Regions from separate parts of the Homo sapiens genome. Here all the other regions are linked to region 1. A link is a loop called in an ENCODE intact Hi-C map of the cell type or tissue named here. Cell type or tissue: heart right ventricle. All regions are shown on one strand.

Region 1 (8,000 bases):
TCCACCCAACACACATGCATGAGGAGCATTCTTTCTTCCCACAAGGCAAATTTCGTTTTTGCAGAAAATGCATCTGACTCACTTTCTCCTCTGAGGGTTACGAGATGTCCTGCTATAGGTCACAAGTTCAGCTGAGTCATGAATGCTGAATTGCCAGCTGTGCTCATCCAATCATATTTAACATTCAGAAGTGCCATGAAACCCCAAACCCACAAAAACAACTTAACTGCAGGGCCCAGACCAAATCAGTAGCAGAGGGGGGTTTCAATGCTGTTCTGTCAGCTATTTTCCCCTGAACCCCAATCTTTACCCCCCAACCCTCTGGTCATCATCTCCTATCATCCTTCCCTCCTCTCCATCTTCTCTCTGTCTCTCTGTCCCTGCATTTCCAGTCTGGTTAAATCTGAGTTTCAGCCGGGCGTGGTGGCTCACACCTGTAATCCCAGCACTTTGGGAGGCCAAGGCGGGTGGATAACGAGGTCAGGAGTTCAAGACCAGCCTGGCCAACATGGTGAAACCCCATTTCTAATAAAAATACAAAAATTAGCCGGGCATGGTGGCGGGAGCCTGTAATCCCAGCTACTCGGGAGGCTGATGCAGGAGAATCGCTTGAACCCAGGAGGCGGAGGTTGTAGTGAGTGGAGATCGTGCCACTGCACTCCAGCTTGGGCGATAGTGTGAGACTCCGTGTCAAAAAAAAAATTCTGAGTTTCAATGTGCAGCGTGATTTCTTCTCTTCCTCATGATTGCTGTCAATTCCTGGCTGCAGGAACAAGGATCTTGCCAACAATCCTGAGCCAGAGCGTTCTGAGCTCCCCACCCTTTCTTCCTGTCACCTTCCGATTCATTTCCTGTAAGCTGTGACCCTTTCTTGGGAACATTAATTAGCCATGATGCTTTTTTATCAGAATTCTAGGAAAATGATACCGGTATGACTCACACTTCTGCTGTTTAAACAGTGTTTACTATATTTGAGTGCGGCAGATGAGCTTTTTGCAGGGTGCTTACTATATAGATTTATGACCTTCTATAACCATTCTGGGAAAGAAAGAAAAAGCATGCATCGGCACCACTTAATGAGGCTTTACCGTATCATTCAAACTTTTAGAGTGAAAACATATGGGATGCAATATCTTTAGATGATCTCATAAAAGCCTTTATTTAGGAATACAACACATTTCTTTCGTGATGCTAGTTTTAAGAATGAAGTTACCACAACCCCCAGAGATTATATTCTACCACTCTTTGCTTGATAAGAGGGTGATTTTCACAATCTACACTGTAGCTATCTAAGGGATTTTACAATCTATGCAGTCATGAGCTGGATTAAATAAACTATGTAAATTTATGTGGACCAGGGTCTAAATTAATTCAGGCCAAAATAAATCAAACCTTAGCTAGACCATGATTTAATTAAAAATTGAAAATATGACTCATGGCACTTAAGTATACTGATGTTTACTGCCAAAAGAAGCATTGTTCCTGTGACAGAGATAAATGCAGGAAGGGCTGATAGATTCCTCAAGGTTGAAACAGAGATACTGAGATGGACATGGCATCATACACATTCCTACAATTGCTCAAATAAATATCTTTTGGATGAGTATCAGAAGTGAACTCAAAATATAGTCATGAAAAATCCATAGATATGTATGTTTTTATTCCCAGATTCTTCTCGCTCTAATTTTGGAGTTTTTGTGTTTTTCTTCTTGTGACTATATATATGTCATATATATTCATATATACATTAATATATAATCTCTATATATGAATATGTTTTTTGTCAATTTTTAAAAGCTCTTCTCCTTCCCGTTTTGACTTTTATATATTACTTATGTATTTTCTCCCTTCTATTTTCTGGAATCTGTCCTCTGACTTGCAATGTTAAGAGCATTCCTACTAGTGTGTCCTGTGCTGTGCAGGTTTGCATGTTTATGAAGCTTCCTTCTTGGAATATATGGACGATCTTTCACCTGGCTGAGGCTCCTCCTCCTCTTGCGTCCTCAACAAGGACCCGCGGCCACTGTCAGGGCTGCCCTCAGCATGACGCGGATTTCAGGGAAGGCTGGGTAGGGTAGGAATGTGTTTGAACCCCAACCAGGACCCATGGGAGGACTACTATGTGGGTGTTTAGGCAGCTATCAGGACAGTATTCGAAATCCAGATTCTCCGGGGCATGCGGCCTTGGCCATCACACGGATCTGGGGGACTCCCAGGCTGCAGACACTGCAGGCAGAAGGAAGCCGTGGTTCCTACCGGAGGCGCGAAGGCAGTGAAGTCGCCTCCACTCCAGTGTTCTGCTCTTGCTCCCTGCAGCCCTCGCCGCCCCGCCCGGTCCACGACCAGCTCCTCCCTGGGGATCTCTCCGAGCAGTGCCATTTTGCAATTCATCCTCCAACATTTCCAAGTAAAGCTTTTCTGTCATATTTGTGTTCGGGGAGTCTCTAATGCTTTAAGGCAAAGAAGTCAGTAATTTGGAGCTTCAGGCCTCTAGCAGGGTGGGAAAGGGGAGTCTCTTGCTAAGTCAGTAGGCGCCTGGGTGTCCTCCAAACCCCATAGGGCTTGTGGGACCTGTGCCACCCCTCCTACAACAGGGCCTCCTGTTCCTCCACAACAAGCTGGCTCTGTGACCTGCAGGATGGAGAAAGGTTGTCCTGGCCCCTGCCAGACTGGGAAACATCAGGGCTCTCAGGAAGGACAGGGATTTCCCCACACATTAACCTTGTGCAGGGGATTGGGAGGGAGTTGGTGCAAGCCTTTGAATTATTGTCCCCTTCCTTTCACTCTTCAGTATGAGCGTGAGCCTTCCTCCCCAAATACATGAACAATTTTTAGGAGACTTAGATAGAGAGAAACGCAATATTTAGGATCAAGTTTAAGATCCCCCAGAATTTCCCTCAAGAACGGCTAAAGCACATGGCCAAGAATCCCCTCACTACCAGCTGTGATCAATCAGGAGAGGGGAGGGGGCAGCTCCTAACACGACAGAGGCGAGTCTTGGCAAATGGATCTCATCTCCTGTGGGCTGGTCTGATCTTAAACTCCAAGGGAACCGCAGAGGCCTTTGTTCCTGCCTCACAGAAGGCGGCCGCCCGGGAAGCCGAGGAAGACCCATGCATTAGCCTATGGCGCCACCTAGCAAAACCAGGGGGTACTTAAGAAAGATGGAGCTGGGAGGTTGTGGGGTTTGTTTTGGATTGGTTTTTTTCCACAACCAGAAAAGGGGGTTTCCATTTCATTCACAGAGTTCTGGGAAATGGAATTTGTATAAAACATTTTTTGGTCATGATGGAAAACATTTATTTGACTCTAATGAGAGAATCTGACCCAAAGGCAATAGTAATCAAAACCTACGAGGACAAGTGCTTGATTCTCTGAACTTGTTGTTTTTTTTTTTTTCTAGTAACAGCTGTGACTATGCAGTTTTTGCTTCAAAAAGAACTTGATTCTATCTTACGTTAAAGATATCTTAAGTTAAAGAGTTACTTCTGGGCAATGTCTTCATGTCCAGAAGGGAAGAGGGGCTCGACACCGTGCTGCAGACAAACAAGTACGGTTGTGTCAAGGGACATTCTGACAATTTTATGATGTCACTTTGCCCCTTTTGGGTTCTGGAAAGTGAACTGTGGCTTCCCAGCTCCCACACATTAGCCCCATGAGGAGACACTTGGTGTACGTGCTGAAAATGCAGCACACCCGGCCGGGCACTGTGCCTCACGCCTGTAATCCCAGCACTTTAGGAGGCCGAGGCGGGCGGATCACCTGAGGTCAGGAGTTCGAGACCAACCTGGCCAACATGGTGAAACCCCATCTCTACGAAAAACATATAAAAATTAGCCGGGCATGGTGGCGGGCGCCTGTAATCCCAGCTACTCAGGAGGCTGAGGCAGGAGAATCGCTTGAACCCGGGAGGCGGAGATTGCAGTGAACCGAGATCGTGCCACTGCACTGCAGCCTGGGCAACAGAGTGAGACTCCGTCTAAAAAAAAAAGAAAAGAAAAGAAAATGCAGCACACCCAAAACATCCTTGGAGACCACGTCCAGATGGGAGCAGCCCTTCCCATCTGAAACATACAAATCTTTGTGGAAACAGAGACTCAAGAATGCCTCTAGGTTCCAGGCAAAAAGTGTTTTGATAACCGCACTGAGAAGAGACAGTCTTTGCCTTTAAAGGGTTAGGAGAATACAGTGGTTGTCAATATGGGCTCTGGAGCCAAATGCCTGGGGTCGAGCTCGCTTCCCTATTACTTCAACTTCAGTAACCTTAGTTCTCTATAAAATGAGGCTAATTCATAGGGTTTTTGTGACGTTTAAATGACATAAACCATATAAGGTGCTTACAATAAGACCTGGCACATGCAGGCACTTAATTTAAATGTTAACTAGTATTTAATCATTCTAGAATTTAAAGGAACAAACCCGAGTTTTCTCGCATCCTAATAAACCAGCCATGTTTTTTGATCCTACCTGAAGCGGTCTTCGTTAATTAGCATAGCGTATTGTGCCTGCGTAGCAGCCCCCAATGGCAATTTCTTTTTGATACCTTCACATTGGCAGCAGAAATAGGAGCAGGTGTCCAGCTTTTAAAAATTCTTTTAGGAGGTGCAGCACACCAACATGGCACATGTATACACATGTAACAAACCTGCATGTGGTGCACATGTACCCTAGAGCTTAAAGTATAATAATAATAAAAAAAATTCTTTTAGGAGAAAAGCATTCAAAAAAGTTTGAAGACCACTGCTCTATCTCAAATGGATGCTCAATTAATGCAGTTGACCAATTGATAATCAAGGTTTTTTTTGTTCACTTGCTTTTTCATGTATTACATTTTAAGTTTCTTAAGTGCAAGGATCCTGCCTGGCTACCCTATACCCCCAAACAGCAAGAAACTCTTATGTAATTTTAGATTAAACACCTAGACTAAACACCTAGACTATTTGAAAAGTGGTACCTTTTCTTAATCATATTAATATGACCAAGAGTCATATTATTAGTCAATTGAACTGACACTGTAGGCAAATAAAAACAAGAATTAATTTTTGGAGCCATCTTTGAAGGGCTAGCCACTGTGTATCGTCATTGACTCTGGTCTATTATTCTATTCAACCAATGCCTCACAAGAATCAAGTTACAACACAACATTATGAACAGCCCATTTCTTAGGGTATGGCAAACCGATGCCTTTTCCCGCAAGGCGAGTGCCTAAAGAATTTACCAGAAAGCCTTTGACAGTGATTAATGTCAGTGAAATAGCACTTTATTGTTAGAAGACATGGGATACATATCAACATACAAAACTTAAAGCGGAAGCCAAAGTGCAATGCTTCCTTGAGCTTCATTGACCAAGACAAATGAGGTCGTGCTCAGGCACTGGTGGTGGGAAAAATGGCTTGACAAATCTGCTATGTCCAGTATCTCCAGGCTTCACGTGGCTTTTTATTTATGCCTAATTAAACTGCAAAAAAAGGAATATTAATTTGATCTGAGAGCAGAGTAGTCTACATTCTTCCTATTTTTTATGTTCATCCTGCACCCATATTTGTATAATCACACATTCTCATCTGAATTGGATCAAGAGTCTTTGTTCTGAAAAATTATTACAAATTCTTTATGGATAAGAAGACATGGATAGCCATACTAAAGACCAAAGACTTTTTTGACTGCTGTATTCTATAGCATTTGCTTTCAGGTCTGATTGCAATGTTTTGTACAAAGCACACCAGAAATACAAACTTCACTGGAATTGCAACAGCAATTCACTGTACTCATGTAATAGTAATAGCAATTCCTGACATCTTCTGATTTTGGAACAACCCTTTGTAGGTGAAAACTCTGTTCATGGCAATTTGAGCATAAACTCTCTTTCCATATTGTTGTTAAATTTTGATGTACTGGAGCTGGGAAAGAAGCACCAACTTCATGCAACTCCATGCCAAACCAACCCCCTGCCTCTGATATGCCACAATGATCTGATGAATTATAATGTTCTACATATGATCTACTTGGCTGCAAAATGTTATCAGGTATATAAGCACATACACTTGGAGGCACATGACTTTATGTATTTAATATAATCCTAATAGAAATTTCCATGAGCTTCTCAGGAACCCTGGCAACTAATCCCAAAATGAATATGAAAGAGCCAAGGACCAAGAAAAGACATGACACTCAAAAAGAAGAACCCTACAGGAGATCTTGTCCTCCAGATATTACAATTGTTCTAGGGCTATAGCAATTAAGATAGTGTGGTATTGGGATAAATCATATAGATGGACCAGGGCAACAGAATATAGAATCCAGAAACATAACACACATGCATAGAAATTTTTTTTTCCTAGAGCTGGCATTGCAGACACTTGGAGGAAATATTAATTATTTCAATATGTGGTTATGGGGAAAACATATTACTCATGTGTTAAAAAAATAAAATTGGACCTCTTATATCACACAAAAAGCCAATTTCTGGTGTACTAAAGACTTAAATTTGAAAAGCAAAATTACAAAACTTATCAAAAATTAATATACATTGATAATTTTATAGCTTCCTAGTTTATAAAGACTTTCTAAATATGTATATTATAAATAGAATGATTCTTAAAATGAGATCAACCACATTAAAATTAAGAATTTACGTTCCTTAAAATGCACTGTAATGACCAACCTGGGAAACAGTAGGATGCCGTCTCTACAAAAAATTAAAAATCAGCTGGGCATGGTAGTACACACCTGTAGTCCCAGCTGCTTGGGAGGCTGAGGTGTGAGGATCGCTTGAGCCTGGTAGGTCAAGGCTGCAGTGAGCCATAATCGTGCTACTGCACTCCAGCCTGGGCAAGAGTGAGAGCCTATCTCAAAAAATAAAAAATAAAAATAAAAGACACTGTAATGAAAGTAAAAAAATAAGTGTCAGAAACTGGGAGAAGGTACTCATAACATAGAGAATTAAGCCCCAGAATATACAAAGAACTCTATAAACCTGTAAGAAAAAAATGAACAATCCAACTGATGAATGAGCAGAAATGTTACATGTGTGTTTCACAGAAGAGAAAGAAATGGCAACAAATACATGGAAAATGCTCAATCTTACTAGAAATTGGGGAGAAATTAGAACAGCAGTGATCAGATGCCATTTTATATTTACCACACACACAAGAAGTAAGAATCCTGACAATACCCGATGTGACTGAGAATGTGCAGCAGTAGTTACACCACTTTGGAAAATAAGTTGGCATCATTTAGTAAATACAAAAAGTAGCTGAACTCTCTGACCCAGAAATTTCACCCCTAGGTATATTCCCTAGAGGAATTCTTGCACTGTTTACTAGGAGGCATGGAAAAGAATGTTTATACCAGCACTGTTTGTAATTGGAGAAAAAAAAAAACTGAAAACAGACCAAATGTTGATTAACAATGGAATAAATTGTGGTGTATTCACAATGAATACATCAATGAAGAAATAAAAAAGCTACAGATGGCTGGGTGTGGTGGCCCATGCCTGTAATCCCAGCACTTTGGGAGGCCAAGGCGAACAGATCACCTGAGGTCAGGAGTTCAAGACCAGCCTGACCAACATGGTGAAACCCCCTCTCTACTAAAAATACAAAAATTAGCCAGGAATGCTGGTGGGCACCTGTAATCCCAGCTACTTGGGAGGCTGAGGCAGGGAGAATTGCTTGAACTCGGGAGGCAGAGGTTGCAGTGAGCTGAGATTGTGCTGCTGCACTCTAGCCTGGGCAACAGAGCGAGACTCCATCTCAAAAAAAAAGCTACACAGATGAGATTTAGAAAGGAAATGTTAAGTTAAAAAGCAACTGGTGGAAGAATATATGCAGAATGACTCAATTTACATAGCATTCAAAACACACAAAACTAAATACATTTAGGAGGATATAAATACATGAAGTTAAAACTATAGAGAAAAGCAAAGAGATAATGAATACAAAAATCTAGTTAGTAGTTGTCTCTGATGGGAGAGGGAGAGGGAAGAGGTTGGGAAAGAG
Region 2 (8,000 bases), 370 kb before region 1:
CTTCCACTTGTCAGCAGGAGGGTGCTGCATGACGATTTTGATGAGCAGCCAAAAGGAACTGCTCCTCACTCCACGAGGCCCCGCTGCTGGACACAGCCATAATGCAATTTTTTTTCCTAGCAGCCAGCTGCTCTGAAACCTCCTTGACCCTGCATCCTTCCTCCTTTCCTCTTTCCATCTTATTTTAGCTTTTGTGTAAGAGCAATGACAAGAGAAAGATGCCTGTGGGTTTGTGGTGACAGTTCCTGACTGGTTCAGTATTCTGCTGGGCCACAAGAATTCCTGAAAGCCTTTATACTTCTTTGTTAACCTCCTAGTTAAGGAAGAACCCTCAAAGCTGCCGGAAGGCTATTGACAGAAGGCATTTTGGTCTATTAATCTAATTGAAATTTCCCTGGGCTACCTGGCTGGACCCAGCCATGGGGGCACTCCCTAAGATAAACAGAGCTTCTTCCTCCATGACTCGCCTGTCTTGTCTTCTCTACCCTTGACATGACCCCAGATTCATTCTCCTCCCTCTGGCCAATGATCTTCCAAAGCACAGACCTCTCTCTCCTGCTTAAGTCTCATTGCTTTTTGGGTAAAATTCATGCTCGTAATGTGGTGTGTAAGGCTCTGCATGCTCTGGCCCCCTCTCGCCTGTGCCTTATACTCACATTCCCTCTAAGCCCCAACGTCTTCCAGTTTCTACAATGTTAACTCTTCCTTGACCACCTCCCCTACTCCCTGTGTCTAGGGTAGGATATGAGACTCCCGTGTCCGGCACCCAGGTGCACCCATAGCCACCTGTACAGTTCTTCCCAGTGCTGATATCACCTGCTCTTTTACTTGTCTGTATTCCCTGCTCGCATAAACCCCTGCAGGGCAGGACTGGGTCTTTCTTATTTTCTGCTGTTTGTCCAGCACTTAACATAGTGGCTGGGGCATATTGTAGTATGTGCCTAATAATATTTGTTAAATCAATGATCAAAGCTGCTACTATTTGTATTTATTTTATCGTAAATCAAAGAAAATAATAACTTAACATTACCTAAAGTGTGTTCATTCCCAGAGCTCTCAAATGTAAGGATTTCTCACTCATGATACATATCCACCAATGGTTAGCTGCAGCTGTAATCTGAGATCTGGGCTGAAGGAACAGAGGGAAGGAGAAAAGGGCATGGTGAACTACTCTCTGGCTCTGAAAGCTTCTGCCCAGAAGTGATTCTTTTCTCTTCTGCTCATGTTTTATTGGCTATAAGAAGTCACACAAGCTCATCTGAGCCGACAGGTTGGAGGCAATCTTCCTGTGGGGAGGGGTACCTGTGAACGGTAGTGCAGTCTGCCACAGTCATCATGACATAGCTATGAGGTAGATACAATGACTCCCATTTTGCAGACAATGAAATGAAGTCTCAGAGACTTTAAGACGTTCACCAACATTCAGGCAGGTGGTAAGGAGCAATGAGAAACACTGTGAAAGTGAAGCCCTTGTGTAGACAGATTGTCATGATGGGTCTCTAGGCTCTGTCTACCATTTTGTTCCCCAACAGGGAACTGAAGACACATTTGATCATTTTGAACATCTGTTTTAAAGTCATACAATGCTTTGTTTTTAATCTTTTGGCAGGGAGGCTTCACACAGATTAAGTGCAACACAGACATTTTCATTGGCGGAGTCCCCAATTATGATGATGTGAAGAAGAACTCGGGTGTCCTGAAGCCTTTCAGCGGGAGCATCCAGAAGGTACAGGCATCTCTTCCTCATGTTTACTGGGCCACCCAGACTGTAGACAAAGAAAGTGAGGATTATGATCAGTGTCATCTGCTGCACCCAAGAAAGACACTTTGAGAAAGTTTTAACATTTTTAAAAATTTCTATTTTAATGCCCACAGCATGGCTTTCCAACCTCACTTTCTTAGAACATCTGCTCCTGGGTCTATGCCCGGCAGACATTCCATGAATGCTACTTGGTGATGATGAATTTTTATGGCAAATCTACCAAACTATATTAGGACTGCTGAGGGAGTGAAATGGCATCATGTGTCTGCAGATACTTCCACAGTAGGGAAGGAGGTGGACGGAGGTGAATAGCAACCTTGGCTCTGCGCTTCTCTTTTGCGGTACTTTGCAGTTTGCTCAACATTAGAGCCAGTGCTCATCCCCACCCCTACACTTTAGCAGTTGGTGTTCATTGATCATGTAACCAAGCTCTTAAGAGCATAGATTAAAGAGTTCTTCCCTAGAAGGTTCAGGAAAAAAACATTCAGTGAAAGATACTGACTCCCCCGGCTCTCTCTTTTTTTTTTTTTTTTTTTTTTTTTTTTTGAGATTGAGTCTCGCTCTGTCGCCCAGGCTGTAGCGCAGTGGCGTGATCTCGGCTCACTGCAACCTCCACCTCCTGGGTTCAAGCGATTCTCCTGCCTTAGCCTCCCGAATAGCTGGGATTACAGGTGCCTGCCACCACGTCCAGCTAATTTTTGTATTTTTAGTAGAGACAGGGTTTCACCATGTTGGCCAGGCTGGTCTCGAACTCCTGACCTTGTGATCTGCCCACCTTGGCCTCCCAAAGTGCTGAGATTACAGGCATGAGCCACTGCTTCTGGCCTGCTCTCTTTTATTCCTTCTCTTGGGGCTGCCCATGATCTCTGTGGTTATGAAGTCATGCTCTGTCTGCAACAGACCTGCAGCTTGACTCCCCAGCCCAGGTGGGCAGAACCACCAAACACTGGGAGAACAAGGATCTGAAGAAAAGCATGTTTAGTTCCTGGGTGTTAGCTTCATCCTGTTTTCCTTTAGTGACCAATGGTGGCTAAAGGATCCTTTTTGGACCTGAGATGGAGCATGAGGGAGGCTAAGGTGAAGGAGGAATGATGAAAGAAGTCCCTCCTTTCACTGAAAAGGGCCCCTGGTACTGTGACCATTTTATCTCGCATCGCAGTGTCAGGCCCAGTCAACATTTGCTGACAGTCACGTGTTTCCCTTTGTTACTGAAGTTCGAGGTCTGTGATACCTCAGTTCAGACCATTCTCCCCTATGAGTGGGATTGGCCATGCTTAACCAGGTGTTTCAAATTCTCACCTAGGAAACAAGCTGGGATGCTAAGACGTTTCCCATCCTCTGCCCGCTCTTCTCAGGCTGTGCCCTCCCCTTCACGCAGCACACACAACCCTCTCCCTATCTCCTGCTAGAAAGACCACCCTCTCTTGCCTGATTCACGGGCTGGGCCATGTCCTGTAGTGAACAGTGCCATTCCTGGCTTGTCTCAGCACATATTACGCAGTTTCATGGTCCTTCACTTGCAGCCTGAAAGGGGGAGATTGTAGAAGGATCCTGGCTACTTTCTAGCAGCTTCTCAGATTCAGGACTGGGGAAAAGTTTTCTCTCAACTCTCCCAGTGCTCTCCAAGGGCCAGGCAAGCCTTTGGAAGCTTAGATTCGTGGCAGGAAGTGCCATTGCTAACCTCTTATAACCCCTGGGCAGTGGGGGTTCCCCTGGGAGGTGTTCTTACTGTCTCGAAGTTCTGCAAAGCCAGCAACAGTTCAAAGTAAATCCATATTCTGAATCAAGGGCTGGTAAAGTTGGATCCATTTATTTGGGGCTAGGGAACCCAGTAGCCCCTCCTCATAATTTATCAGTTTCACTAGAGTCACATTGCAGGGCAGAAGGTGCAAGGGAGCTCTTGAGCACCAGTAAATCCATGCACAGTGGGGTAAAGAATGCGACCTGTGTTTCACTTTTGTTTCTTAAGTGGGGAAGGGAATGTGCAGAGGGAGGGGATTCAGGAACGTCAGGGAAGGAGGATAGCAGGAGTGAGTGGGACAATCGGGGAGGTCCAGCTGATGGAATTTTAGGAGACTGCTTGAGAACATTAGTTGGAAACATAAAGGAGTACACTAGGAAGTGTCTCTGGATTCCACAGCCACCGGGAGCCAGGGTGCCCTGTTTGACTTCCGCCTCCGTAACACTGTGTTTTGCACTCTCCCCACTCTGCTTTATATACCAGTGTCTCCCAGCCTGGGCTGCATCTTCTGAGGTGACTCTCAAAAACTTTTTAAAGTTACTGACGACTTGGTCTCACCTTCAGAGATTCTGGTTCAATGGGTCTGGGCGGGTCTGGGCATTAGTATTTCTTAAGAGCCCGCCAGGTGGTTCTAATGTGCAGCTGGGTTGAAATCCGAACTTTGTAGTTCTTGGGACTTCTTTACAACCTAACCGAGTGGCCAGTCTTCCGGAACCAGAGGAGCGCGTCACTCCGCAGATTCTCCCAAGTGGATCAACTTGGGATCACTTCAGCTCCTGCATAGATGACAAGACTATGAAAGTAGAAACTAGGCCTGGCGCGGTGGCTCACGCCTGTAATCCCAGCACTTTGGGAGGCTGAAGTGGGCGGATCACCTGAGGTCAGGAGTTCGAGACCAGCCTGGCCAACATGGTGAAACCCCATCTCTACTAAAAACAAAAATTAGCCGGGCGTAGTGGCGGGTGCCTGTAATTCCAGCTACTTGGGAGGCTGAGGCAGGAGAATTGCTTGAACCCAGGAGGCAGAAGTTGCAGTGAGCCAAGATTGCACTACTGCACTCCAGCCTGGGCAACACAGAAAGACTCCATCTCCAAAAAAAAAAAAAAAAAAGTGGAAACTGGACTTAAAAAAATTTTTTTTCAATCTCCCTATGTGTAGCTCAGGTTAATTTGCCAAGGGAAGCTTTAGAAGACTACAAAGATGTTTCTTAATTCCTGAATTTCTTTATGTTTTTCTCTCTCAAGATCATCCTGAATGACCGAACCATCCATGTGAAGCATGACTTCACCTCCGGAGTGAATGTGGAGAATGCGGCCCACCCCTGTGTGAGAGCCCCTTGTGCCCATGGGGGCAGCTGCCGGCCCAGGAAGGAGGGCTATGACTGTGACTGCCCCTTGGGCTTTGAGGGGCTTCACTGCCAGAAAGGTACGCTCAGGGGTCTGAGGCACAGCTCCCTGGAGGGAGTGGAAGGAACGGACAGCCAATTGGGGGACCACAACTCTTAATGGAAGAGTTGTAACAGTGGTACAACCATAGTGGTTATTTTGATCAATTATTTCAATAACTTATTAGATGATTATTTATAAACTACCATAATTCCTTAATAAGAGTTAAATGCTGAAATACTTCTGCTAACAGTGAGTAAATAGGTTCCCCACCCTCTGCCCTGGCTCCTTCCTTGAGAATCACCTCATAGTCTAGCAACCCAAGAGTTAACCCATAACAGAGTAGGGGTTTCCAGGACTTTTGCATCTGAGCCACTCCCAGAGCCTATCCTGATAGATGAATGCCTATGCTTTGTAGACTGATAAATATTTTAACCCCTGTCTGTGCATGCTGTATAAGAGAAACCTTGCCCAAATATGCAAAAACACAAATTATACATTAGTTGCTCCAAACTAAAGTATGCATAACCTTCTGTATAGTGCTATTTTTTAGGCTATCAAATTGCTGTGCCTCAGTTGTCTCAACTGTAAAATGGGAATAATAATAGCAGTATTATTGTGTGTCTAACACAGAGGGTTATAGTATTGACTAAATGAGACAATGGATCCAGAACATTTAGAAGAGGGCCTGGTAAGTACTCAAGCAACCAACAAATACTGGTCATTATTATTCGTGGGGAGAAAAATAAAATCCATTAGCAGGTGCTGTGGGCTACTCAGTTTCCATCTTACCCTAGACTGAAAGCCAAGGCAGGTCATAGACCATGAGACCCTGCTGGACTTGCTTTCTGTACCTGCTTATGGGAAGCTGAGGACACGGCCCTGGTATCTAGAATAGGCTTCCCACATATATCCATCATGTTGGGCCTTCATTTTTCAGTTTCAGTGTGGCCTTTCCTGCCCAGGAACTTAAAAAAAAAAAAAAACAAGCCTGGAAGAAATAAAGCAATGAGCCTCTGAAGGAATGTGCACTGTCTTTCTTATTTCCAGGTTGTTGATTTTTATCAGAATTAGGGCTTAGAGGAAAACTATAAATTACAGGTAGGTATGTTGGTATATGGAATGGTAGGAGAAGTCATTTTGTCATTTTGCAGCAGTCTTGGAAAATATGAAAGATGCCAATTTGCCAGTTGGAAGCCTTAGTAGTATTTCTTATGTTTAAATGAATTTGAAATCTACATGGCAAATCTTCCTTGTATTTTTAACAAGGGAGGGTAATTGATTCATTTGTGAATTATCCTGATTAGAATCCTAACAAGCAAATTGCTGTTTAGCTAATAGGTTGTACTTACAGAGATTTAGCTGAAGAGTGGCTCATTCATTCAGAAAATTGGGTTTGGATTTCACACATCAATGTTTGAATTTACTAAGTCTCCAATTTTACCACAGGAGCATCCAATTTGTGCTTGCCGTATATCTAACATTAATGGTCAATATGTAAATCCCGGACTTAGATGAACATTTAGCACTGGAAATTAAAGGGAGAAAGAAAGGATAATGTGTGATCTTGTTAGCCCTCATTTCCTGCTGCAGAACATTAGTCGTAACAGGGATAAAGTGCTCACATTTATAGCTTTGTAACTATAGGTTCAGGTTCAATGAGAAGCAAATCTTACCAGAATGTTGGGGCAGATCCCAGTGAGCACCTGGATCTGGCAAGATCTGTGGGAATGGATGACGGCAGAGGGAACTGCAGGACATTGGGGACTCTTTTCCTGCAAAGCAGTCTAGAACCAAGATTGGAACCCAGATGAGCCAGCAGCCACCCTCCATGTTGAATTAGTATCAGATTGTGTTTTGAAATCAAGATACTGCTTCTGGGAAGATGGCAACCTTTCCAAATCCTGGGAAGGTTCATATATCAGAGGTATGGCCCCTATCCCATAATTTCCTTTCCATCATAATGACTGGAGAGGATTAATGGGGCTCTGCAACAATTTTTCCAGCTCCAGCAGGTACCAATTGTGGGCAGTTGCCATGCCGACTGCTCTAATATTGGGGAAAACATTTAGTCCCATTGTAAAGATTGGAAAGAAAAGGAAAAGAGATGGGCGATTATGTTGTTCCATAGAGATGCAAGAGAATACATAGAAAGTTTGCGTAAATCCTTGGTTTGAAAGACCAAGAATGGTGAGAAGCCATCCTTGGTTGTCAGAAAGAATCCTGTCTCATCCAGCAAGGTGATTTTTAGCCTCATATATTTAAAAGTTGGGGTTTTTTTCTGCCTCATAATCAAACCATGTTTCAAAACAAGAGCCTGTTCCCAGTATTCCTACAGAAGTTAAACCAGTCCTTTTACATGAAGCAAAATGGTATAGAAATAACCAGCACCAGGGCTCATCCAATCCATACCAAAGGGCACCTTCTTTATGAGGAATTTTGTTTTCTGGATCGTCAGTGAGTCTGGGTCTTTTTCAGCCTCATCAGAGAGTGTGGCAAGTGAGTTCCACAAGGGCCGTAGTTGGACAATTTGACACTTGTTCCCACCTCTTGGTAACCCAGGAGAGCAGGGGCCAGAAACTCAGACAAATCCTGGAGCAGTTCCAGGCACTTGGACTACATGGTGGTTTCAGGGCCCCCGCTTTTCCCTGTGGGGTTGGGGGCAGGAGCAAGAGAGCCTGACCCAGACCAAGGGGTGCACTGAGCTCCCACTGAGCATCTGAGATGCTCTTGGGATGCCACAGGCTTCCTGTAGCAGTGGCCACTGCAGAAACTCAAACCTGTCTGTCCCACCTGCAAGACCCACCAGGACAGGAGAAGCCAGAGGTTCTTCTTACTCCCAGCTGTGACTTCAGGTGCCAAGAAAAAAACATAAGGTTTGACCTTGGGGGTCCCCTTGCCTTCCATTTGGTGGTTTCAGTTTCAGGCATCTTCTCCACCCCATGCACTACCCCAATACCTAGGCCCCCTTTTTTCTCAACAAGGCCTTCCCCATCAAAAATTACTTCCATACTTAGAGATTTCTTTCCTTTTTTCTTTACTTGCATCCAGTGGACCCATCCTGTGTCCCAGTTCCTCAGAGCTTGTGTATCTAAGTAAGTTACTAAAATGT
Region 3 (8,000 bases), 390 kb before region 1:
AAGGTAATTGTTAGCCACTGTATACAAAATTAGTATTATCACCTTTGGAGGCACAGAATAGCCCCCTAAGATCCTTCCAAAGTACACAGTCAACTGGTGTCAAGACTGGAAAGAGAACGTTTTTGTTGGATGCCTAGCATGGTTCACTGCCTGGTGGGTGAGGCGTGTCTCTGACCTCCCTTCCCTTCCCTTCTAGACATTCCAAAATCCTCCCTTCTGGAAGCACAGCCCTCTGAGAAACTCACTGAGCTCCCTACGGTAATCGTGGGTTTAATTTTCCAGTAAGGCAAGGTCTTAAAGATAAATACAGATGGAAGAAAATGCTGGGGCTGTCACTGACGTCTTAACCATGTCCCTCATAAAAATCTGGTGTGTTTTGGCTTTTGATTTTGTTTAGTGAGAGTATTCATGAGTGGTCATCTTTCTTAAAGGGCCAATACAGTAAAATTACTTTCCGGACACCTCTCTATCTTGGTGGCGCTCCCAGCGCTTACTGGTTGGTTAGAGCAACAGGGACAAACCGAGGCTTTCAAGGCTGTGTGCAGTCGCTCGCTGTGAATGGGAGGAGAATTGACATGAGGCCCTGGCCCCTGGGAAAAGCACTCAGTGGGGCTGATGTGGGTAAGTGGCTGCCTGGTGGGTTGGGGTACTCTTATGGGACTTATGTCTTATGGGACTGCCTTTCTGGCTTGGGCCATGGAGGGAGCAGCAACATTAGGTGCTACCCTGGGAAGCTGGTACCTTCAGAACATCAGGAGGGAGGTGGGCCTCAGGGGTGAGGCTGGTGCTCTGCAGACATGCTGCTGACCCCGCATCTGAACACCAAGATATGGTAACAGTATGGTGCACCAAACCCTGGTTCTGTCCTGCTAGCAATTTGGGCCTCATCATGAAATATGGCATGGTCTTACTGGACAAAGCAACAAGCGATCCAGCCCTTTTACCTTACCTCACCCAGTCCAGTGGAAGAACCAACACAGTAATGTAAGAAGAGCTTTCATACACTCTCTGTTTCTTAAAGAAGTGGTCACATTCTAATTTGTGATCGCTGTGCCAAACATCTTCTCATATGCTCTCTCATTTACTTTCACACTAACGCTAAGAGGTAGAAGTTATTATCATGCCCATTTTACAGATGAGGAAACTGGGGCTTGCAGAAGTTAAATAACTTATTGAAAGTAGCAGGCAGAGCTAGGCTTATTTTTAAAGCAATAAGGACATTTATTCTATCACTGAAGGCAGCAGGTAGATAATTCCCAGGTTGGTTAATTCAGGGACTGTCTACTAGAGCTGCCATAACAAAATACTGCAGACTGGGCAAGTTAAACATCAGAAATTAATTTTCTCACAGTTCTGGAGGCTGGAAGTCCCAGATCAAGGTGCCAGCCAATTTGGTTCCTGGAGAGGCCTCTCTCCTTGGCTTGCAGATGGCCACCTTCTCGCTGTGTGCTCGTGGGATCTTTCCTCCATGTGTGCACACCCCTGGTATGTCTGTATGTCCAAATATCATCCTATAAGGACACCAATCGGACTGGATTAGGTCCCCACTCTTATGACCTCAATTAACCTTAAATACCTCCTTAAAGATACTATCTCCAAATACAGGGAATTAGGACTTCAACTGTGAATTTTGGGGGAAAAGCTGTTCAGTTCATAACAGGGTCTCTATGATATCAGGACTCTGGGTCGATATCCCTATGATACTCTCCTTTTCACTCACTACTCTAAGCGTCACATCCTCATGACTTTGTCCTTGGCAAGAAATGGCAAGTCTCCTCCTTGAATCTCTTTTCCCTCCATCTCTAAGATGCTATTTTGAAAGAATGCACAGTGAACAGCATAGTCTCACTGCCTAGATTCTACCGTTAACATTTTGCTGCATTTTCTTGACCACATATCAATTCATCCCTTTCTCCATTCCTCAGTCAGAGGTAGGATTCGATCCTCATGACTCCTAGAACAGTTTTTTGTTTTGTTTGTTTTTCTTGTAGCTAATATTATTAGTTGAGCACCTACTTTAAGTAGGCACCATTCTAAATTACTTTGATCTTTCCAAGGTTATTGTGAAGTAGGTGCTATCATTAGCCTTACTTTACAGATAAGAACCAATGGGGCTGGGCACAGTGCTCATGCCTGTAATCTCAGCACTTTGGGAGGCTGAGGCAGGCAGATCACGTGAGGTCAGGAGTTGGAGACCAGCCTGGCCAACATGGTGAAACTCTGTCTCTACTAAAATACAAAAATTAGCCGGGCTTAGTGGCACACCCATGTAATCCCAGCTACCCAGAAGACTGAGGCAGGAGAATTGCTTGAACCTGGGAGGCAGAGGTTGCAGTGAGCCAGGATTGTGCCACTGCACTCCAGCTTGGACAACAGAGTGAGACTGTCTTAAAAAACAAAAAACAAAAAACAAAACAAAACAAAACAAAAAACCAATGGTACAGAACAGTTAAGTAACTTGCCCAAGGTCACACAGCTAGTAAGTGGTAGAGTCTAATGTGACCTCAGCCATTCTGGCACAAGTGACTACCCTCTTACCAAAATCAGCTACATCAATGGCTACCAAATTGTTTCCCTCCACCTTGTTCACTCCTATAGGTGATGCCATTGTTATAACTATAAAAGATGAAGTTTACTTAACAAAAATAGTTTACCATCCATTGATTACTTGGTCAAAGTAAACAGTAAGCAGCAATGACTGAAACAATTATTAAAGCTGTCACTATGGTAGGACAATGTCTCCAAAATCCATCTTCTTTCTGTGATGATTCAGAACATAAGAACCAGCCATTCCATCAGGAGTCACATGCCTTGCTTATGAGCCTGGACTCTGAAGGCAGATTGCCTGGATTTGAAAAATTTTTGCAACTCAGTCTCCCCATCTAGAAATAGTAGCTGCCTCATAAGATTATTTTGTTTAAATGAGTTGTGGTGTGTAAAAAGCACTTAGAATAGGGCTTTGCACATCGCAAACATTTCGTAAATGTTTCCTGTTATTAATATTGTTATTCATATTCTAACCCTCCCATCAAATCAGCTATAATCTGTTTCTTCAGGGGAACAGCCCTGAATAAACCTGGTAGTCCTGAAATGGCATGGCAACCTCTGACAGGTAGTTCAGAGGTTGTAAAGTTGGGCAAGAACTGATTTCTGCCAGCTTTGTTAATTCTGACACAGTGCGATACCCACTTTTCCAGCAGGTGGCACCAAAAGGACCTCTCTTGTGGGCTTCAGCTCCCTGGATACAGCTATTGGATTACTGTATAGACTTCCCTCTGTGAATATTAATGGCATGTGTCAGCCATGTTGGTGTTTTACATTTCTTCGCATTTCATTTCCCCCGGGGTTATAAGAGTGGGGCTGATTATCCTTCCTCAGCTTCCATGTTTGCTGTCCTTTGGGTTAGTCCTCCTGAAATTCAAGTTTTTGTAAGTCAAACGCAGCCTCACCAGGGAGGTCATGGTTCTCCATCTGATATCTCTAACTTGTCATTGCCATCTTCAACTGTGACTTTTTCTCTGCCTTCCCACTAAACCCGTTTTTATTCCCCAGAGGGGCTTGCATTACTCAGTTCCTTCCACTTCATATCCTGTCTTTCGTTAGACTGTTCCCAGCTCCTGTGCTCTCTGCAAGTCACATTCTAGAATAGTTGGTCAGAAATCTCAGCAAATTTTGCATTCTCTGGTCCAGCTCTTGATTATTTCCATTCAGATTCTCAAACCTATATTTCCACCACTCATTTATGCCAATCCCATCTTGGATATCCCCACTCTGCTGGAGCAGTCACAGAGCCACTTCCCAGGGTATTTGAGATTCAGGGGGTCTGCGGTGACCATGGGTCTCACTATGGCTTACGAGCTCTTTTCCTCATTTCACTCAATAAATACTTCACTGAGCACCTGCTTAGTGCTTGTCACAGTGCTGGGTGCTGGAGATCAAGTAATGAACAAGACAGGATCCAGCTCAGTCCTCATATAGTTGCCATGTGGAGAGACCAAATTAATATAGTAATCACACAGTGAAGGTGAAGTTACACCTGGGGTAAGTGTTATGGAGGAGAAGTGGTGCTGCAGTGGTGATGTTTAATAGGGAGGTTGTAGGGTCTGGGGGCCAGGGAAAGAGTTTCTCAGAAGAGGAAGTTAATATGAAGCAAGAGTAGGAGTGAAAATGTGGAGAAGGGAAAGAAGGACATTCCAGGCAGAGGGAAGGGCTTGTTCCAGGGGAAGAGGAAGGGGGAGATGGGTGCCATGATCTAGTTTGTGATTTGAGAAGATCTTCTGACAGCTCATTAGACGGGGCTTTCAGGGATACATGTAGACCAGCTGAGGTCTATTGCAGTAGGTCACATGACAAATAACGGTGTGATCCAGGTGGTGGTGGTGGTAGAAACAGAGACGGATCTGACAGATCATTAGGGGAAAAATAGGTGGGCCTCGGTTACGGACTAGGGGTTGGGGACAGGGAAGTTTCTCCTTGTTCATGGTCTCTTTAAGGAACTCCACCCCATGATGTTCCACATTCTTTCCCCTCCTTAGGAGTCTTATTTCTCTTCTACCTCTCGCTTTCTTATCTAGCAGAAACCTACACAACAACTGGCCTATGGTAGGCGCTGGTGAAAGTGACTTTACATATTGATAATGAGGTCTGTGTATACATGACCTTGCCACACCCACCTCTCCTCCCCATCACTCTTGAGTTAAGAGTTTTCCCCCTAAAATGAACCTATTCAGCTACACTCTGCACTCACCCTTCCTGGCTGCCCTGGGCCCTCGCCGCCAGGTTCTCTCTTCTCAGTAGCCCAGGGATTCTTAACCTTTTTGGCACTGCAGCCCCCTTTGGTGGTCTGGGGAAGCCCATGGACCTCTTCTCATAATGATGTTCTTAAATGGAGAAAAATAATATATGTAATATTATAAGGGGAAACAATTATATTGAAACCCAGCTCTATCACATATTTTTAAAGTTTTGCTTTTACAATAATATATGTGCTCCTTTATAAAGCATATTAAGAACAGAATTATTTAATGGTGGGTGAAATAACTCCCATGACTTCAAAGTAGCAACAAGTATGAATGATACTTCAAAAAATGTGCAATAAATGGAAGGTGACAACAGCTGTGAGGTCTATTGGTCACAACTCACAAGAACTACTAACACTAGAAGTATCTTGCCTGTATTGAAAGTTGATGGAAATACATACCCAGCTCCAGGCAGAGGCTAGGGAAGATACAGATGCAATATATTTTCCTTCTCGGTTCACAGAGCCCCTGCTGTGGCTTACTCACCCATGCTCAGGTTCTCTCCAGCTCACACAGGTGCCATGCCTTGTGTGACCTTGTACCCACACTGGTTTGGAAACTCTGGGAACCTCTCTCCTTTCTTTCAAGGCCTGATACCAGCACTGGGTATTTCCACAGTCACCTTAGACTTAAATCCAACCAAAGCAACCTCTCCCTTTGCTTTGCAGAAGCCAGGTCCTGTTCACAGCCACTCTCATTTCTTCCCTCCTGCACCATTATTTTAGTCTTTCAAGCTACAAACCTTGAGATTGTGCTGGAGGAGTGTTCTTGCCTTTCAGCCTCTAGAATGAATCTCTCATTTCTTACTTCCTTGGATGTCTGATCCTTCACAGTCTCTCCATTTTCTTTGTGGCCATCCTGTTCACTCCCTATAGGAGTTTTTTCATCTCCTCCACTCCTATCACTCACCAGTCTGTTTTGCATGCCATTCCCAGAGTAATCTTGTTGAAATGCTGCTTTCACCAAGTCAGCAACTCCATCTGGCTTTCATGACCTCCCCTCCCCTACCCCCACCTCTTAAAAAATGGTTAAAATGCATAAGACTTGTAATGTAATCCTTTTCTGTACATCTAAAATAACATACAAGGATCCCGCTTCTTCCTGTGGATCCAGCCAAGCTCTGGGAAGGAATCACAACCCACAGAAATTGGCGGGGCTCAGGGACCTTTGAGAGTTTGGCTCTTTAAGATCAAAGTCAGCCAGCATCTCTGTGGAGGCTGTGAATGCTGGGGGTGACATTCTTAGGGCTGTGGCTGGAGACCACTGGTCATGTCTGCCTGAACATTCAGTAGCCACCAGCTGGAATTCACAGAGGCTAGCCACCCCCAGCTGGGGAGGCAAGCCATCTGCACGGGCTTTAATCAAATTCTGTTAGCAGTCCCTGAAGTCAGTCTCCTCTCCTGGGTCTAACCTGGGTGCCTGGCCTTTACCCCTCCTCCCAGTGAGTCTTTATGAAAAGACTGGACCAATTCAAGGAGGGAAGGGTGAGAGATTCATCCTGCCGAGATGACACACTCAGGCCAAGGAGGGCTCCTGCCCTCACAGGGTGGGCTACCAGCTCATGCAGAGGGCAGCCTTGAAGACTGGGAGAGAGCACAGCTGGACCCTTCACTTCCAGAGGCACGCCCTTCTACCTCCACCCCCAGAAAAAGTGTTTTGTACTCCCTCATGTGGTTCTGGGCCAGATGGTGGTCCATCTGTCTAACTGATTTCTTACACACAAAGAGAAAACACAAAGAAGCAGAAGAAAAACAGCCCATGAAAAGTCCATTTGTTTTCCTCTGATGACCTGCACTTGAAAATGACAAAGGATACCCTTTCTGGATCTCTCTGATCTGTTTGGTGAAGAGAACTCACTCATCAGATGTTGAGCCTTTCAGCCTTCTTACCACAGGCCACCTTTCTGTCCCTCATCAGGGTGTAACTTTGGAAGTAGAAATAGGGATTCTGAAACCCATGTGCCAATGTATTATGGGGCCCTCCCTCCCTGCTCCCTACCCCAGACAGAGAAGTTGACAATCCAGGTGAGTTAATCAGCTTAGACGTGGCTGGGTAACTCCTTCTGTGCCTACCTTGCTTGTCTCAACTTTGAACCAACAAGGCAGCAGCACTTAAGCTAATTGGGGTCATGCAATTTAGAATGCTTTTAACATAAACACCCTGTTGACATTGGAGGGATTGAAATATGCTCTGTTGGGAGCAAGAGAGAGATGAATTAAAGCAGAAACAGCTTAGTCATCCCAGTTAGTGGTCATAAAATTGCCCAGAAATGTATTATTTGATTTATTGTGTCCATCATGTTTTTTAAAGTCTCTATGGCTCTTCATACAGGACAAACCAAAATCAAATTAAAATGAAGAGCAGGTTCCACTTATCCTGAAAGCCCATTTGCAGTTGTGCAGAGCTGCAAATCAACAGGAGTAAGAACTGAAATGTATTTATTCAGAACCATGAGCTGCTGGTGGGGTCAGCGCCACTGTGTTGGACTGGCACACATGGAGGATTGGCTTTGTAATTCCCATTCTGTATTTAGGGGAATGCAGCAGTGGAATCTGTGATGAGGCCTCGTGCATCCATGGTGGCACCTGCACAGCAATCAAAGCCGACTCCTACATTTGCCTCTGTCCCCTTGGGTTTAAAGGTCGACACTGTGAAGATGGTGAGAAAGAAGCAAGTTGAAGGCGGTTTCTATCTGCATGTTAATTTGTGTAGATGTACTTTATCATCAATATAGTTTCTTTGTTAATTTGTTTGTTTGTTTTTGAGACAAAGGCTCCCTCTCTTACCCAGGCCGGAGTGCAGTGGCGCATCTCGGCTCACTGCAACCTCTGCCTCCCGGGTTCAAGTGATTCTCTTCTGCCTCAGCTCCCGAGTAGCTGGAACTACAGGCGCCCAGCTAATTTTTGTATTTTTAGTAGAGATGGGATTTCACCATGTTGCCCAGGCTGCTCTCAAACTCTTGACCTCAAGTGATCCACCCGCCTCGGCCTCCCAAAGTGCTGGGATTACAGGCGTGAGCCACCACGCCAGGCCTCATCAATGTACTTTTAACAAATCTAACAAAGCCCCATACATTTTTATGGGATCAACATTGCTTTGTTGGGAGAGATGGGGGAAACTTTTTAAACAAGGTTGGAGTGTCTCTGAGTGCCAAAATTTGTTTGGTAATGAGAACTCACTCATCTGATGTTGAGCCTTTCA

Evidence for each region. A loop is a pair of places that touch in the nucleus more often than their neighbours do. Peaks named below come from ENCODE experiments on the same cell type or tissue, not always from the same donor. Only the 100,000 strongest peaks of a DNase experiment are listed, where the experiment ranks them.
Region 2: it touches region 1 in a loop (5-fold over the local background); 103 of 110 quality-filtered maps call a loop at or near these places.
Region 3: a loop joins it to region 1, with 5 times the contacts of the local background. A loop is called at or near these places in 54 of 110 quality-filtered maps.

What each region holds. Positions count from the first base shown.
Region 1 is chr5:38,806,867-38,814,866 of GRCh38, forward strand. The region is part of intron 1 of OSMR-DT (OSMR divergent transcript); the gene reads right to left. Among named protein-coding and RNA genes, the nearest start is that of OSMR-DT, 35 kb to the right of the region's middle. RefSeq lists an enhancer at 3,709-4,209. In heart right ventricle, CTCF peaks have their summits at 3,137 and 3,336; DNase peaks (open chromatin) are centred at 2,576 and 3,095; H3K27ac peaks cover 1,936 bases; H3K27me3 peaks cover 399 bases.
Region 2 is chr5:38,433,528-38,441,527 of GRCh38, forward strand. It overlaps EGFLAM (EGF like, fibronectin type III and laminin G domains), which reads left to right. Exons shown (of 22, transcript NM_152403.4): 16 at 1,610-1,726; 17 at 4,748-4,928. EGFLAM-AS5 (EGFLAM antisense RNA 5) reads right to left here. Exons shown (of 2, transcript NR_199676.1): 2 at 974-1,766. Among named protein-coding and RNA genes, the nearest start is that of EGFLAM-AS1, 10 kb to the left of the region's middle. In heart right ventricle, no CTCF peak of the experiment used is centred here; a DNase peak (open chromatin) is centred at 4; H3K27ac peaks cover 1,434 bases.
Region 3 is chr5:38,417,635-38,425,634 of GRCh38, forward strand. EGFLAM (EGF like, fibronectin type III and laminin G domains) reads left to right here. Exons shown (of 22, transcript NM_152403.4): 12 at 432-621; 13 at 7,333-7,458. It overlaps EGFLAM-AS1 (EGFLAM antisense RNA 1), which reads right to left. Exons shown (of 2, transcript NR_046737.1): 2 at 7,221-7,447. Among named protein-coding and RNA genes, the nearest start is that of EGFLAM-AS1, 5.7 kb to the right of the region's middle. In heart right ventricle, CTCF peaks have their summits at 3,185 (motif pointing right) and 3,387; a DNase peak (open chromatin) is centred at 3,197; H3K27ac peaks cover 345 bases.